Regions from separate parts of the Homo sapiens genome. Here region 1 is linked to region 2. A link is a contact called in ENCODE Hi-C or POLR2A ChIA-PET data. All regions are on one chromosome and are shown on one strand. Each heading gives the region's core, a stretch centred on a gene start or an enhancer-like site at or near the end of the contact. The rest is flanking DNA. Distances are from core to core; before and after follow the strand shown. Region 1 overlaps LARGE1 (LARGE xylosyl- and glucuronyltransferase 1). Region 2 overlaps LARGE1 (LARGE xylosyl- and glucuronyltransferase 1).

The links. A loop is a pair of places that touch in the nucleus more often than their neighbours do. ChIA-PET counts read pairs that join two places held with the same protein, here RNA polymerase II (POLR2A). Pooled maps may share reads with other maps.
Region 1: a map of mesothelial cell of epicardium shows a loop between it and region 2 (6-fold over the local background). The contact joins two enhancer-like sites. A Hi-C loop is called at or near these places in 9 of 168 maps with a recorded cell type or tissue (GM13976, Right ventricle myocardium superior, heart left ventricle and 2 more), 8 of 37 single-sample maps with no recorded cell type and 4 of 50 pooled maps. POLR2A ChIA-PET finds 5 or more read pairs at or near these places in 1 of 52 experiments (WTC11).

What each region holds. Positions count from the first base shown.
Region 1 is chr22:33,907,711-33,912,013 of GRCh38, reverse strand. The region is part of intron 1 of LARGE1 (LARGE xylosyl- and glucuronyltransferase 1); the gene reads left to right. Among named protein-coding and RNA genes, the nearest start is that of LARGE1, 11 kb to the left of the region's middle. Within about 2 kb of position 2,738, at least 5 of the 41 ENCODE cell types and tissues checked have a DNase peak (open chromatin) inside an H3K27ac peak, as active enhancers do.
Region 2 is chr22:33,778,673-33,783,438 of GRCh38, reverse strand. All of the region lies in intron 1 of LARGE1 (LARGE xylosyl- and glucuronyltransferase 1), which reads left to right. Among named protein-coding and RNA genes, the nearest start is that of LARGE-AS1, 56 kb to the right of the region's middle. RefSeq lists enhancers at 251-751, 3,160-3,661. Within about 2 kb of position 2,463, at least 3 of the 41 ENCODE cell types and tissues checked have a DNase peak (open chromatin) inside an H3K27ac peak, as active enhancers do.

The DNA of each region.
Region 1 (4,303 bases), core at 1,489-3,988, 130 kb before region 2:
AGTAAGTAGTTGTGTCCACACTGAATGATTTGTTTTGTGAATGAATGGTCATGTTTTCATTACTGGGGTGGAGGTGATGCGGGAGGGAGAGGTGGGTGAGTAACAGTAGACTTAAATGGTGATGAGATAGACTTGAGCTCCTCAAGGCGTCTCCTAGCAGCTTTTGTTTTAAAAATGTGAAGGATATTTCAGATCAGCAGAATGAATTCTCTGAAGGATCATTGTTGTGGTTCAAACATTGATGGCTTTGTAAAAAGGCAAGGAGAGTACAATACCGAAATGCGTGCTTTCTTTCCTCCGAGTTTGTAGGGATTTTAACTTATCTGGAATGAGAAGAATGGACATGCTGTAAAGCTTGTTCACATTTACATGACAAGTTGCCTTGAAAATGCCTGGAAAGACATTTTCAATATGAGAAACTTTAGGATGGTTGTTGTCCAGCATGGATGACGATGATTATGAAATGACTTAGGTGTAGACCGGCGCTCCCATGTCAGGAGGATGAAGTGGACGTGGGAGAATGGAGGGAGGGACTCAGTACTTGGTCCCCAGCAGGAAGAACTCTCCTCGACCATATTGGTGTCTTTACCCATTTCCCAATATGACTCCCTCTCTGCTGGGTTTCTCAGTTACAAGAGCACTCTCTGATGCCTTCCGTCTGTAAGGCAGAGCTACTGTATTGAGAGACTACCAAGGCTGGAAGAGACCTTGGAGCCCCACTAGACCAACACCTTCATTTTACATCCGTAGAAACTAAGGCCAGACCTAAGGGAGGTCAAGATGATTATTCAGAGGGGAGGTGGAACCAGAACCTAGGCTCCCTGGTCCTCAGCTCTCCCTTCTCTGCAGCATGCTCTGCTTCCATCCAATCTGCACCCAAAGCACGTTCTTCCAGTGTTTCTTTTGTGCCAGGCACTCTCTCATTCGGTCATTTTTGTTATTTCATTCTCACAGCAACCCTGGGAGGGGGATGTGCTCACTCTCCCACTTCACAGATGTGGAAACTGACGCTTGTGCAAGGCCCACAGCCATGAAGAAGGAGCCAGGACTCAACTCGCAGCTGTTCAGACTCCTCAGTTTGTTGTTCCAGGACCGACCTTGCCCCTGGCTTCCCTGCCTCTCTGACCTCGCTGTATTTCCTAGGACTCCTCTCCAGGTTTTCTTTGTTCCTAGCCTACTAGGCTTCACCTAAAAATGCCACTTGTTTTCCCACTTGAGTGGCCTTGTTACGCTGCTTTTTTTGCTGGATCCAACCCCCCATCCTCTCTCTTGTCTCTGGCTGAAATCGTTCCTGACTGTAGGCTCTGTGACACTGTCTCTTTGTGGGGTTTCCTTCACTTGCTCAGCCAACGTTGATCAAGCTCCTACTGTGTGCAGGTCCTGGCTTGACAGCGGAACACAGAGGTGCAGAGTTACTCATCGTCCATTCAGGAGCCTCGTCTTGGTGAGGGAGGAAGAGTCTCGTAAGGGGATGAGTGAAAGTCAAAGGGCCCAGAGGACAGTGTGTTGGGTAGCATTCTGCTTGAAGAAGTCAAGATGAGAATATTAGATTTGGGTCTTAGTGATTAGGAGATGGGAGGATAGGGTAGGAGGAGGCGTCACCAAACAGCAAACCAAATCAAAGGCTGTGCTTGGCCATCTTCAACTAGGCATTGTCAGTATCTACATACTTTAATTCTTATTCCTTCACTTAGGTATTAGAGGCTGTGAGTACGTTACACCCATCCTTATATCTATGAAAGCACCTTGCGAAGCTCTTAGTACTTACGACTCCTCCACTCAACATTTATTATATTAAATTCAGAGCTTCCTGTCCCTGCCCTCGAGGGACATAGTTGGAGAGCTTGCAAAAAATGTGTCATAAGTTAAGCAACAATAGAAGATTAAATGAACAGTTACGAGCAACAATAGAAAGGAGGTAGCAGTGTAGTGAATGGATGTGTGCACTGTGGTGGCTGAACACGGATGGGAAGTCAGAGGTGGGAGCTTCCTTTAGCTTCTCAAACTCAAAGGAGGGGTGGGACTTGAGTTGGGTCTTTGGATACAAGACAGTTAAAATCTGAATGGAAGGATTAAGGGAGGGTAGTTTGGCAAGCACAAATATATTTTTTGGGTTGGAGAGGAAGCCAGCTTGGGTTTCTGTTAGCAAGGAGTTGCAGATGAAGTTGGTGAGTTAGGCCGGGCGTGGTGGCTCATGCCTGTAATCCCAGCACTCTGGGAGGCTGAGGCGGGCGAATCATGAGGTCAGGAGATCGAGACCATCTTGACTAACGCGGTGAAACCCCGTCTCTACTAAAAATACAAAAAATTAGCTGGGCGTGGTGGCGGGCGCCTGTAGTCCCAGCTACTCGGGAGGCTGAGGCAGGAGAATGGCGTGAACCCGGAAGTCAGAGCTTGCAGTGAGCCGATATCATGCCACTGCACTCCTCCAGCCTGGATGACAGAGCGAGACTCCGTCTCAAAAACAAAAACAAAAACAAAAAAAAAAAAACAAAAGAAGAAGTTGGTGAGTTAGGGGCTGTGGGCTTTGGGAAGGCAGGGTGACTTTTCATCAGGGGGATGTGGTGTGCTAAAGGCCCTGGTTTTGGAAGGTGCACCTGCATCGTGCCTGGGACAAATTGAAGCGGGGAGAGATGGAGGCTGGGAGACAGCTGGACAGGATTTTGTACCAGTTCATATATGAAGTTCTAAGGGCCGCCAGGCTGGAACTGTTACAGGAGGACAGAAGCCCAGGGAGGCTTGTGAATTTTTCTCTGTTGAATCACTGGCTCACAAACATTTGCTTGATATGGAAGTCTGAGATGGCTTTCATTGCCCACTGTAATATGGCCTTGTTGGAATAAAGTCCACTCGTGACACAAGCAGCAAGTCTTAAAATAGCGCTTTCTCCTTTGGCTTGGCTTGGGGTAGAGCTTTGGTGAAAATACACTTTTCGGGGCCTCTCTTATTGGGGGTTTGTTCAAATGGGCTCAGGGTTATAGAACAACCTTTTTCCTAGCCTTGGATGGCACCCAATAAGGGGTATAATAGAGAAAATTCTTCTTTTCCTCATGAGTGGCTCCTAAAGCAGCTGCGTGGAGCTGAGAGCAAAGTGCTTGGAGCTCTGACATCTGGGTTCTGGATTCACCTTAAAAGTGAAGCCAATTTCTTTGCTTCCTGTGACGGCTGGTGTTTCTCTGTCTGAGGAGGAGCTTGCTTTGAGATTACGGTACACACTTTTCAGCATTGTGGGGTAAGCCATTCTGGATAACAGAATTTCTCAAATAGGATAATCCAATCCCTTACAGACAGCAAGTCTTTATTTTTAATCTTTAAGGAATGAGGGTTTCTCTAGGATGTTCTGTGTACTTACCCTCACTGGCTCACCATCAGCCCCTGGAAAACTTCAGCTGTCATATTGGGACGCACAAAGCTTGTTATGAACCAGCCCTGCCTTTCTCTGCAGTCTCACCCCCCACCCCTGGCCACCCCCCATTTCATGCATCATCAATCTGTAACTTAATCATTTTCTTCTTTACTGATTTTTTTCCCCCTAGACCTGTCAAGCTGTGCACATACCCCTCCTGCCCGGTAAGCTCTTTCCTTCTTTATCTGCCTGGGACACTTGTGTTTTTCCTTCAGAACCCAGCTCAGGTAGTCCTGCCTCTTAAGCTTTTCCTGGTACTGAGCACTGAACCGCATCTGCACCTCAGTCTGACTTCTGCAGCTGCACTTTCTGCGCCGTAACCTGACTGTTTTGCTAGAGAGCGGGAGCCTTTCAGTAAAACTGCATCTCAGGGGATCTTCTAGGTTTTACCGTATGCCTGGAACATGCAGTCAATACAATAAATGGTTGTTGTTGTCGTTTTAGATTTCAGTGAATTTGCTGGCCAGGCATAATGTAACCCTTTCTGATGAAACCTCGAGTGTCATACTGTGCTGCAGTGGTGGATGGGTTGATGTGAATTAGCCTCTCAAAGTATTCCGGAATCTAAAGAAAACCTTCCCCCTCTCACCAATGACCAGAATGGCCATTGGGCATTCCTGGGGTACACTGATGCCTTCAGGAAATCTGGTGGTGCTGGTGAGGTAGAATGCATCTTAGTCATCACTGCAGACCTAGAAATGTCTTCACACAGGCCGGGCACGGTGGCTTACGCCTGGAATCCCAGCACTTTGGGAGGCCGAGGCGGGTGGATCACGAGGTCAGGAGATTGAGACCATCCTGGCTAACATGGTGAAACCCGGTCTCTACTAAAAATACAAAAAAAAATTAGCCGGGCGTGGTGGCGGGCGCCTGTAGTCCCACCTACTCAGGAGGCTC
Region 2 (4,766 bases), core at 1,214-3,713:
CACCCGCCACCATGCCCAGCTAATTTTTGCATTTTTAGTAGAGATGGGGTTTTGCCATGTTGGCCAGGCTGTTCTCGAACTCCTGACCTCAGGTGATCCACCGCCTCAGCCTCCCAAACAAATTTTTAAATATCTCAGCCTTCTAGTCCCTTTTCCCATGATTTGGCTATAATCTCAAACTGCTCTTGCAAATTTTTTTTTTTTCTGAAGAAACATAGTGCTCAAAGAGACTCTCATCACTCTGATGAGAGAGAAACAGATCCAGTGGATTAACGTGTTTTGCTAAGTGCTGTGATAGGAGACCTAGAAAACAAGCTTTTGGCCCTTTATATGATCTTGAGGGAATCTCCTGACCTTTTGGATACTTAGTCTTTTCGTCTGTAAATTGAGTACCATAGCATTTGTGTCACAGCATTACAATGCCAATTAAATCAGGCCGAAGCACTGTAGTGTATGGCCTGACACGCTACGGTCTGGAAATTTCTCAGGAAAAATAAGGGTGTGATGAGTGGAAGTGGAACACTCCCTCTCTCTCTCTCTTTTTTTTTTTTTTTAAACTTGATTTTGTTTTTTTGGAGACAGAGTCTCACTCTGTTGCCAGGCTGGAGTGCAGTGGCGTGATGTTGGCTCACTGCAACCTCCACCTCCCGGGTTCAAGTGATTCTTCTGCCTCAGCCTCCCGAGTAGCTGGGATTACAGGCACGCACCACCACGCCCAGCTAATTTTTGTATTTTTAGTAGAGACGGGGTTTCACCATGTTGGCCAGGATGGTCTTGATCTCCTGACCTCGTGATGCGCCCGCCTCGGCCTCCCAAAGTGCTGGGATTGCATGCATGAGCCACCGCGCCCAGCCCAATTTGATTCTTTATTTTGGTAGTAGCTAATCTATGTGATGAAGCCCTGACTCTTCATTGTTCTCGTGTCACTGATGTAAAACAACAACACATTTAAATGTGTGTTTAAAATGTACAATTCATATAATGTACAATTTAGTGGTTTTTAGTATTTTCACAAGGTTGTGTGATTGTCACAACGAATTCCAGAACATTTTCCTCACTCCCAAAAGAAACCCCATATGCATTATCAGTCACTGCCACTCTCCTCTTATTCTAGCTCCTGATAACCATGTTCTGTCTCTGTGGATTTGGACTGGGAGAGACATAAAGGATAGGGGCTACTCTCCCTCCCGTCTTAAATGCGTCTCAGTCATGAACCTTGCCATATTTTAGTGCTTTAAACATTTTTAAAAATAGTTGATTTGAGGAGGAGGAGGATAAAACAAACAGCAGAACCCAAAAAGAAGAACTCGGACTCCAGACTTAATTCTATCCTTTGCCCTCTGGCTAACTTTGGATATGCCAATTCTTTGTCTGAGCCTCATTTTCCCCATGCAGATAATTTACATTGTATTAGAGAACTACCTCCTCCCCAAGCTCTCTTTCAGGCTTAAATTCAGTGATCTTGAGTCTGTGTGTGTGTATATATATATATGTATATACACACACACACATTGATTTTCTTTTACCATGTGCTGGTTCTTTCAGTCTCTTGCTGCTTTCTGTTATCCACGGAGCTGGCATTGCTTTCTATTTTTATCAGTGTACTATTTAAATATAGAAATAAATATCTTATGTATATCTATTTGTGTGTGTGCATAAAGCAGTGGAATTTATGGACTAATGCGGTCACTTACGTAAATTACTTAGCACGGGGTTTGGCACATACTAAGTGCTAGATAAGTATTATTTGCTAGGTGAGTGATGGGTCACCCTGGGGTAGACCAGTTGACATTTGCTCATATGGAACTTGTTCAGTGAATTGTCCTAAGTGATCACAGCTGGAAGCTGCCTTGGTCTTTGGATGGGGCTTCTGCTGTCTGCATTCTTTCCTCTTTGCTTTCACTAGTTTCTGGAACACGTCAGTGTGAATTTTTTTTTAAGGCAGAGTCTCGTTCTGTTGCCCAGGCTGGAATGCAGTGGTGCAATCTTGGCTCACTGCAACCTCCACCTCCCAGGTTCAGGTGATTCTCCTGCCTCAGCCTCCCGAGTAGCTGGGATTACAGGCACCCACCACCATGCCTGGCTAATTTTTGTATTTTTAGTAGAGATGGGGTTTCACCTCATGTTGGCCAGGCTGGTCTTGAACTCCTGACCTCAGGTGATCTACCCATCTTGGCCTCCCAAAGTGCTGGGATTACAGGTGTGAGCCACAGCACCTGGCCGTCAGTGTGAAATTATAGATTTGGAAAAACAAATCCTGTGAGAAGAGCAATTTACCGTACCCTGCTCTCTTCAAGTGACGTGGGAAATGAAAAACGTCCAAACTAAGACAAATTTATTGGATACCAAAACCACCAGGCTATTGATTCTTAAAGCCAGACAACAAGGTTATGAATTGGGTGATAAAAATGGAAAGCATTTAGCTTGACTTCTAAGGCGGGGCAGCTTTGTGCGCTATCGCAGTTATTGGGTTCTACTGACAGCCCCACAACTAATGACCTAGCACTTATTAACCAGAGTGTTTACTCTATGTGCTACATCTGTCTAATGTGTTGTGTGAGTGAGATATATCTGAACAATTTGATTTTGTATTGAGGCCGGGGTGCCTGAGACTTACTCTGTAACTTTGAAGGCTGCAAGAACATTAGCTAAAAGTTCTTAGCTGCAGCAAGGAAAGCAAGAAATTGTTCTAAGCCCTAAATAGTTTTGCACTGCTGCAGAGGAGGGATTTATGTCTCCTGATGGGTTTTGGAATGGATAAGCAGATGTTGTGTGTTAGATGTTAGAGATCAGTTATTGAACCCACAGTTATTTTAATTTGGATGCTGAAATTCAGAGAGGCTGTGTTCATCAGGGTCATAGTCAGTTGCTGACTGAGATTTCCTAAAGCTTGGCTTCATGCTCCTTCTTTCACACCATTCAGACTGTTGAGGCCTGTGGCAGCTGTCAAGACCGTGCTGTCCATCCTCCAGCTGCCTGGAGTGAGCCCCACTGCTCTTCGACAGGGGCTGCTGGGGACTGGGTATCACTGACCCCGTGGAACTGAAATGCCTCTTTTTGACTCTGTCTCACAGTGGTTTACTTGTGTCTTTTACTCGATGGTGCAGGTAACTGTTATGGGTTGAATTCTGTCTCCAGAATTCATATGTTGAAGTTCCAAGCCTCAGTGCCTCAGAATGTGACCTTATTTGGAAATGGGGTTGTTGCAGATGCAATTAGTTGAGGTCATCCTGAAGCCACTTGGGTCCTTAATCCATTACAACCAGCGTCCTTGTAACGGGAAGTTTGGACACAGACGTGCACACAGGCACAATGTCGCGTGAAGGTTGGAGTTGTGTTGCCACAAGCTAAGGTCCTACCAGGAGCTAGGAGAGAGGCCAGGAACAGATCTTTCCCCAGCGCCTTGAGAGTGAGCGTGCCCTGTTCACACCATGATCTTGAACTTCTAGCCCACAGAACTGTGAGACAAGTTTCTGCTGTTTAAGCCACCCAATTTGTAGCACTGTTGTTATAGCAGCCCTGGCAAACTGACACAATAGCCCAGTGAGCATTCTATACCATGAAAGTAGAATTAGGAGAGGAAGATACAGTAGACTGTACCCTCTTACCACCCCCTAGTTCTTCTTTTTTTAATTTTTTTTTAATTTTTTTGAAACAAGAGTTTTGCTCTTGTTGCCCAGGCCAGACTGCAGTTGCGCGATCTTGGCTCACTGCAACCTCCGCCTCCCGGGTTCAAGTGATTCTGCTGCCTCAGCCTCCCAAGTAACTGGGATTACAGCACACGCCACCACACCTCCACATCTGGCAATTTTTGTATTTTGAGTAGAGATGGGGTTTCACTATGTTGGACAGGCTGGTCTCCAACTCTTGACCTCTGGTGATCCACCCACCTCCGCCTCCCAGTGTCCTGAGATTACAGGCATGAGCTACCACGCCTGGCCTTTTGTTTTAAAATGATCAAACTGTCGCTAGGAACTTGATTACTTCTCACTGTAGAGCTGCTGGGTGCCAGATTACAAGCTAGGTACTTCCTGGTTCCACTCTGTACTATTGTGTGTAATGTATGGCATATTATTTAACCTACCCTGAGCTGTGGTTGTCTGATGTGTACAATAATGGGTGGAATAATGATAGACAAATATTAGGAGTTTGGGGTGGATTAAGCACCCACCATAGAGCCAGACATATATAATGAAATAACCACCGTTCCTTGTGTGGTTCTAGAACCTTATGTGCTAAATTCTAGAAATTTAGGATCATTAATAATAACAAAGATAAATCCCATGTATGCAGAGCGAAGAGATTTAGGTAAACTTAAGAAAAGGCATTCATCTCAAACAAGTACTTACGCGCAAATGTTTGTAGCAAAACTATTCACGGTGGCCCAAAGTAAAAGCATGCCAAATATAACATCACCTGATGAATGGATAAACAAAATGTGGCCTCTCCGTGCAATGGACTATTAATCAGCTGTAAAACAGGATGCTAGGCTGGGTGCGGTGGCTCACGCTGGTAATCCCAGCACTTTGGGAGGCCAAGGCGGGTGGATCACCTGAGGTCGAGAGTTCGAGACCAGCCTGGCCAACATGGGGAAACCCTATCTCTACTAAAAATACAAAAATCAGCTGGGTATGGTGGCAGGCGCCTGTAATCCCAGCTACTGGGGAGGCTGAGGCAGGAGAATTGCTTGAACTCAGGAGGCGGAGGGTGCAGTGAGCCGAGATTGCGCCACTGCACTCCAGTCTGGGCGACAGAGCGAGACTCTT